2 separate regions of the Homo sapiens genome follow, and region 1 is linked to region 2. Evidence: chromatin contacts called from ENCODE Hi-C or POLR2A ChIA-PET data. All regions are on one chromosome and are shown on one strand. Each heading gives the region's core, a stretch centred on a gene start or an enhancer-like site at or near the end of the contact. The rest is flanking DNA. Distances are from core to core; before and after follow the strand shown. Region 1 overlaps KANK2 (KN motif and ankyrin repeat domains 2). Region 2 overlaps LDLR (low density lipoprotein receptor).

What was found. A loop is a pair of places that touch in the nucleus more often than their neighbours do. ChIA-PET counts read pairs that join two places held with the same protein, here RNA polymerase II (POLR2A). Pooled maps may share reads with other maps.
Region 1: a loop to region 2 is called in a pooled map, with 2.0 times the contacts of the local background. The contact joins two enhancer-like sites. A Hi-C loop is called at or near these places in 3 of 168 maps with a recorded cell type or tissue (PC-3, chondrocyte and heart right ventricle), 3 of 37 single-sample maps with no recorded cell type and 7 of 50 pooled maps. POLR2A ChIA-PET finds 5 or more read pairs at or near these places in 14 of 52 experiments (A549, AG04449, AG04450 and 11 more).

The regions. Positions count from the first base shown.
Region 1 is chr19:11,178,809-11,182,637 of GRCh38, reverse strand. All of the region lies in intron 4 of KANK2 (KN motif and ankyrin repeat domains 2), which reads left to right. Among named protein-coding and RNA genes, the nearest start is that of KANK2, 17 kb to the left of the region's middle. Within about 2 kb of position 2,088, at least 5 of the 41 ENCODE cell types and tissues checked have a DNase peak (open chromatin) inside an H3K27ac peak, as active enhancers do.
Region 2 is chr19:11,124,207-11,127,695 of GRCh38, reverse strand. All of the region lies in intron 15 of LDLR (low density lipoprotein receptor), which reads right to left. Among named protein-coding and RNA genes, the nearest start is that of MIR6886, 12 kb to the right of the region's middle. Within about 2 kb of position 1,440, at least 6 of the 41 ENCODE cell types and tissues checked have a DNase peak (open chromatin) inside an H3K27ac peak, as active enhancers do.

The sequences.
Region 1 (3,829 bases), core at 839-3,338, 54 kb before region 2:
TCTCCTAACCTTGTGATTGGCCTGCCTTGGCCTCCCAAAGTCCTGGGGTTACAATCGTGAGCCACCGCGCCTGGCTTTTTTGTTTTGTTTTGTTTTTTTGTTTTTTTTTTTAAAGATAGGGTCTCACTCCGTCACCCAGGCTGGAGTGCAGCAGTGCTGTCATAGCTCAATGTAACTTCAAACTCCCGGGCTCAAGCAATCTTTTCATCTCAGCCAAGTATAGTCCCAAGTAGTTAGAACTATAGGCGCACTCCACCACACCTGGCTAACTTTTTAATTTTTTGCAGAGATAGAGTCTTGCTATGTTGCCCAGGCTGGTCTTGAACTCCTGGCCTCAAGCGATCCTCCTGCCTCAGCCTCTCAAATTTTTTCGCCATTTACAATATTGTGGTAACATAGATAGAACATAAAATTTGGCATCTGGCCGGGCGTGTTGGCTTAAGCCTGTAATCCCAGCACTTTGGGAGGCTGAGGCGGGTGGATCACTGGAGATTGGGAGTTCAAGACCAGCCTGGCCAACATGGCAAAACCCCATCTCTACTAAAAATATAAATTAGCCAGGCATGGTGGCACACACCTGTAATCCCAGCTACTCAGGAGGCTGAGGCAGGAGAATCGCTTGAACCCAGGAGGCAGAGGTTGCAGTGAGCCAAGATCGCATCACTGCACTCCAACCTGGATGACAAAGCAAGACTCCGTCTCAAAAAAAAAAAAAAAAAAATTAACCATCTTATCCATGTTTGAGTATGTAATTCAGTGGCATTAAGTACATTTGCATCATTTTTTTGTTTGTTTGTTTTTTCTTGTATTTGTTGGGGATAGGATCTCCCTATGTTGCCCAAGCTGGTCTCACACTCCTGGGCTCAAGTGATCCTCCCCCTTCAGCCTCCCAAAGTCCTGGGATTATAGGTGTGAGCCACTATGTCCAGCCCATTCACACTGTTGCGCAACTGTCACCATCATCCATCTTTAGAACTTTCTCATCTTTCCAAACTGAAACTGTCCCCATTAAACACACTTCCCATTCTCCTTCCCCCAGCCCCTGGCACCCACCATTCTATTTTCTGTCTGTTTAAATCTGATAATTCTAGGGCTGGGCGCAGTGGTTCCCACCTGTAACCCCAGCACTTTCGGAGGCGGAGGCAGATGGATCACTTGAGGTCAGGAGTTCAAGATCACCCTGGCCAACATGGTGAAACCTTGTCTCTAGTAAAAATACAAAAATTAGCCGGGCATGGTGGTTGGCTCCTGTAATCCCAACTATTCAGGAGGCTGAGGCAGGAGAATCACTTGAACCTGGGAGGCAGAGGTTGCAGTGAGCCGAGATCACGCCACTGCCCTCCAGCCTGGACGATGGAGAAAGACTGTATCAAATAATAATAATAATAATAATAATAATAAATCTTGACAACTCTAGGGAACTCCTGTGAATCAAATCATGCAATGTTTTTGTCCCTTTTGCATCTGGCTTCTTTCACTTAGCATAATATTGCTCCACCTCATTTTTTGGCTCTCCCAGAATTTTTTTTTTTTTTTTTTTTTTTTTTTTGGAGACAAGAGTCTCGCTCTATCCCCCAGGCTGGAGTGCAGTGGCATGATCTCGGCTCACTGCAACCTCCGCCTTCCGGGTTCAAGCGATTGTCCTGCCTCAGCCTCCCAAATAGATGGGATCACAAATGTCTACCACCATGCCTGGCTAATTGTTATATTTTTAGTAGAGACGGGGTTTTGCCATGTTGGCCAGGCTGGTCTCTTAATTCCTGACTTCAAGTGACCCACCCACCTCAGCCTCCCAAGGTGCTGGGATTACAAGCGTGAGCTACTGCGCCCGGCCTCTCCAGGATTTCAAGTTAGGCGCCCTGCATTTTGGGCAGAGATTGAGATTGTGAATCTGTCTCCTGGCCATGCAGTATGTTTGTTTGTTTCACGTGAATTTATTGCCAAGTTTAAAAAGAAAAATCATAGAGGGACATAGCAACTGGCGTTTGCTCTCGCTCAGTTCCCCACTCATGAGTTCAAGCCTTGGCTCTGGCATGGTTTTTATGTTTTCTGTGGTATGAGCTGGCCACACCCTGGTCTGGGGATGCTGTTGGCCATGCCGATGACCGAGTGTCTCATGCAGCCGGCCCTGTCTATGTTACTCTTTGCCTATGTCCAGCATTTGGTCACCGTTCTGTACTAAAGTTGAATATTGCCTGTGGGCCTCAGGAAGTCACTGTATATGGCAAAAAAAAAAAATTTAAGGCTGGGCATAGTGGCTCATGCCTATAATCCCAGCTATGCGAGAGGCTGAGGTGGGAGGATCCCTTGCGCTCTGGAGTTCTAGAGCAGCCTGGACAATATAACAAGACCCTGTCACAAAGAAAAAAACCCCAACAACCTTTTTAGCCATTAAAGGGAATTCAAATTAATTGGTCTTCAGAGTTGGCGCCCCGGGGGACAGGAAGGGGAACCCCCGAGGAAATGCTGACACAGAAACCATGCATGGGCTGGGCGGTGCTGCTCCGGAGGTAATCCCAGCACTTTGGAAGGCGGATCACTTGAGCTCAGGAGTTCAAGACCAGCCTGGGCAATATAGTGAAACCCCATCTCTACAAACATTACAGAAAATTAGCTGGGCACAGTGGCATGCGCCTTTACTGCCTGCCGCTCAGGGGGCTGAGGCAGGAGAATCACTTGAATCCGGGAGGCACAGGTTACAGTGAGCCAAGATCGCATCTCTGCACTCAAGCTTCAGTGAAGGGAGTGAAACCCTGTCTTACAAAGCAGCCATATGTGGCCCAGGGGGACCTGAGTGGATTCCAAGACATTGGTGGCTACACAAAAAGGAAACTGGACTTTTATTCCACGCTGTTGGCTGGCAGTCCAGGACCTCAGCATCCAGGAAGTCACCTTTGTCCTCAGACCAACCTGGGTGGGTGTTTTTTGTTGTCTTTTGTTTTCTTTTGTTTCGTTTCGTTTTTTTAGTCAGGATGTGTTTTTTTTTTTTATTTTTTATTTTCAGGACAGTCTCTCTCTGTTACCCAGGCTGGAGTGCAGTGGTGTGATCTCTGCTCACTGCAACCTCTGCCTCCCGGGTTCAAGCAATTCTCCTGCCTCAGCCTCCTGAGTAGCTGGGATTACAGGCATCCCCCCACCACGCCCAGCTAATTTTTGTATATTTAGTAGAGATGGGGTTTCACCATGTTGGCCAGGCTGGTCTTGAACTCCTGACCTCGTGATCTGCCCGCCTCAGCCTCCTAAAGTACTGGGATTACAGGCATGAGCCACTGTGCCTGGCCACCAAGACGTGTTTTTATCTCTGATTTTTTTTTTTTTTTGAGAGGCAGGGTCTTGCTCTGTTGCCCAGGCTGGAGTGCATTGGCGTGATCTCTGCTCACTGCAACCTCCGCCTCCCGGGTTCAAGCAATTCTCCTGCCTCAGCATCCTGAGTGGCTGGAACGACAGGTGTGCACCACCACGCCCGGCTAATTTTTCTATTTTTAGTGGAGACGGGATTTCACCATGTTAGCCAGGCTGGTCTCGAACTTCTGATCTCAGGGGATTCGCCCGCCTCAGCCTCCCAAAGTGCTGGGATTACAGGCATGAGTCACCGTGCCCGGCCAAACCTTATTTTTAGCGATCACTCAGGCTCGAGCCAGGAATATGGGGCCACAGGGTTGTCCCTGTCCCTGACTAGCTGCTGGGCAGGCACCAAACTGGATTCTGCCACCTGCTCAAGGGGTTACCTTGGCAGCTCTGTGCCTCAGTTTCCTCATCTGTAATAATCCGATTTCCCTCCAAGGGGCAGGAAGACTGGATGTGGTAACACAAAAATCAGCCCTGTTAC
Region 2 (3,489 bases), core at 191-2,690:
AGAAATGAGCCACCGAGCCCAGCCTAAGAAGGTTCTTGAGCCTCACATTGATGAGTCTTTAGGGGAGGGCTGCAGAGGCTTTTATTCTAGGTGGTTGACAAGGTTGCAGGTGAAATTCTTGTCAACCTACTTGTGCATTTTATTAAAATGAGCATATTTTGGTCTGGGCGCGGTGGCTCACACCTGTAATCCCAACACTTTGGGAGGCTAAGGCGGGCAGATCACCTAAGGTCAGGAGTTTGAGACCAGCATGATCAACATAGTGAAACCCTGTCTCTACTAAAAATACAAAATTAGCTGGCCGTGGTGGCATGCACCTGTAATCCCAGCTACTTGGGAGGCTGAGGGAGGAGAATCACTTGAACCCGGGAAATGGAGTTGCAGTGAGTCAAGATCGCGCCATTGCACTCCAGCCTGGGCAACAGAGTGAGACTCCCTCTCAAAAAAAAAAAAAAAAGGCCAGGCCCAGTGGCTCAAACCTGTAATCCCAGCACTTTGGGAGGCTGAGGTGGGCAGGTTGCCTGAGGTCAGGAGTTCAAGACCAGCCTGGCCAACACGGTGAAACCCTGTCTCTACTAAAAATACAAAAATTAGCCAGCTGTGGCGGTGGGCACCTGTAATCCCAGCTACTCAGGAGGCTGAGGCAGGAGAATCGCCTGAACCCGGGAAGCAGAGGTTGCGGGGAGCTGAGATCGCACCACTGCACTCTAGCTGGGGCAACAGAGCAAGACTTCGTCTCAAAAAAAAAAAAAAAAAAAAAAGAAGAAAAGAAAAAGAGGGTATTTTGAAGGGGACAGGGGAGCCACCTTCGGACCCCACAATGCCCAGCATGCTCAGTCCTGAGGTTGAATGGCACAGAAGCTGATTGTCCTGCATCAACTGTCCCAGGCATTATGGGATGGGGTTAACCTTGGTACAGAACCATACAAGTGGACCTGGGCCATTCAACATAAGGGCCCTGGGCAAGGCAACATTTCAAGTCCACTAGAGCTAGGCACGGTGGCTCATGCCTGTAATCGCAGCACATTAGTAGACCAAGGCAGGAGGATCACTTGAGGCCAGGAATTTGAGACCAATCTAGGCAATATAGCCAGATCCCCCTCGTCTCTACATAAATGAATGAATGAATGAATGGCTTTTTTGCCAAATTTGAGGAGTCCTGGATGGGCTGGTCTGTGAAGCGATTAATTCTAGCAGTGCCCCACCTCCCCCAAGCAAGAAGGTTTCTCAGCCTCTCCCAGGCAGTTTCCATTTTATCCTGCTTGTAACTGAACAAAGATTTCAGCTACTCTGGAACCAAAAAAAAAAAAAAAAAGAATGGTCTGAAATTTGCCGATGTGCCATTTTTTTTTGTTTGTTTGCTAAAAGTCTAGGAGCACCATTTCCCAGCAGCTCAAAGCAGTTTGGGCGCCCTCTGGTGGACAAACGAATGACATCCTGACCCACACCTGGGTCTCATCACATCCAGGGAGGACAGTGAGGCCAGGTCAGACACTCACCACCCCAGCCCCCAAACTAAAGGGGGAGCCAAAAAGCTTAGGAATCTGATAATATTCCTTTTCTTTGCAGAGGGGAATGGAGTTTCACTCTTGTCCTCCAGGCTGGAGTGCAATGGCGCAATCTCAGCTCACTGCAACCTCCGCCTCCTGGATTCAAGCGATTCTCGTGCTTCAGCCTCCCGAGTAGCTGGGATTACAGGCACCTGCCACCACGCCTGGCTAATTTTTGTATTTTTAGTAGAGACGGGGTTTCACCATGTTGGCCAGGCTGGTCTCAAACTCCTGACCTCAGGTGATCCACCCACCTCAGCCTCCCAAAGTGCTGGGATTACAGGTGTGAGCCACTGTGCCCTGCCCAGGAATCCAATAATATTCTAATGCATTATTTTTATTTTTAGAGATGGGGGTCTCGCTATGTTGCCCAGGCTGGACTTCAACTCTTGGGCTCAAGCAAGTCTCCCGCCTCAGCCTCTGGGAGTAGCTAGGACTGCAGGCGTGCACCTCCACACCAGCCTTTAATATGTTATTTTTTAAAATTTAAATTAATGAAAAACCACCCAATGAACAAAATATCAAAATTTTCAAGGATAGACTGTGATCTTACACCTGCAAGATTCGGCCTCACTGGTCCACTGGCTCCAATAAAACTTTATTTACAAAAGTAAGTGGCCAGGCCTTGGCTGTAGTGTGATGATTTGAAAAAAAAAAAAAAAAAACAATTTTTTTGGAGACAGAGTTTTGCTCTGTCACTGAGGCTGGAGTCCAGTGGCATGATCTTGGCTTACTGCAACTTCTGCCTCCCAGGTTCAAGCAATTCTCCACCCTCAGCATCCCAAGTAGCTGGGATTACAGGCACCCACCACTGTGCCCAGGTAATTTTTGTATTTTTTTAGTAGACAGGGGGTTTCACCATGTTGGCCAGGCTAGTCTCGAACTCCTGACCTCAAGTGATCTGCCCACCTTTGCCTCCCAAGGTGTTGTGAATACAGGCATGAGCCACCAGGCCTGGCCAAAAAATTTTTTAAATTGCATTAATCTCAGCACTTTGGGAGGCCAAGGTGGGCAGATCGCTTGAGCCCTGGAGTTAGAGACAAGTCTGGGCCACAAGGTGAAACCCTGTCTCTACAAAAAAATTCAAAAATTAGCTGGGTGTGGTGGCTCATGCCTGTAGTCCCAGCTACCTGGGAGACTGAAGCAGGAAGATCACCTGAGCCCAGGGAGGTTGAGGCTGCAGTGAGCCATGACAGCACTCTATCACTCCAGTCTGGGGTACACAGTGAGACCGTGTCCCAAAAAAATAAAAATAAAAAAGTTTTGGCTGGGCACGGTGGCTCATGCCTGCAATCCCCAGCACTTTGGGAGGCCGCCGATCCTCGGGCAGATCACGAGGTCAGGAGTTCCAGACCAGCCTGCCCAACATAGTGAAACCCCATCTCTACTAAAAATACAAAAATATTAGCTGGGTATGGTGGTGGGTGCCTGTAATCCCAGCTACTCGGGAGGCTGAAGCAGGAGAATCACTTGGACCTGGGAGGCGGAGGTTGCAGTGAGCCAAGATGGCGACACTGCACTCCAGCCCGGGTGACAGTGAGAGACTCCGTTTCAAAGAAAAAAAAAATTTTTTTAATATATTGCATTGCCATGTTGAATAGTTGGGTTTTAAAAGAAAAAAAATTAGTTTATTTATTATTTATTTTGTAGTAGAGATAGGGTCTTGCTATGTTGCCCAGGCTGGACTTGAACTCCTGGGCTCAAGCCATTCTCCCACCTTGGCCTCCCAAAGTGCTGAGATTACAGGTGTGAGCCACCAAAGAATAAACTGTAGGCCAGGCGCGGTGGCTCACATCTATAATCCCAGCACTTTGGCAGGGCCAAGGCAGGCAGATGACTTGAGGTCAGAAGTTTGAGACCAGCCTGGCCAACACTGTGAAACCCCATCTCTACTAAAAATGCAAGAATTAGCCAGGCATGGTGGCGGGTGCCTGTAATC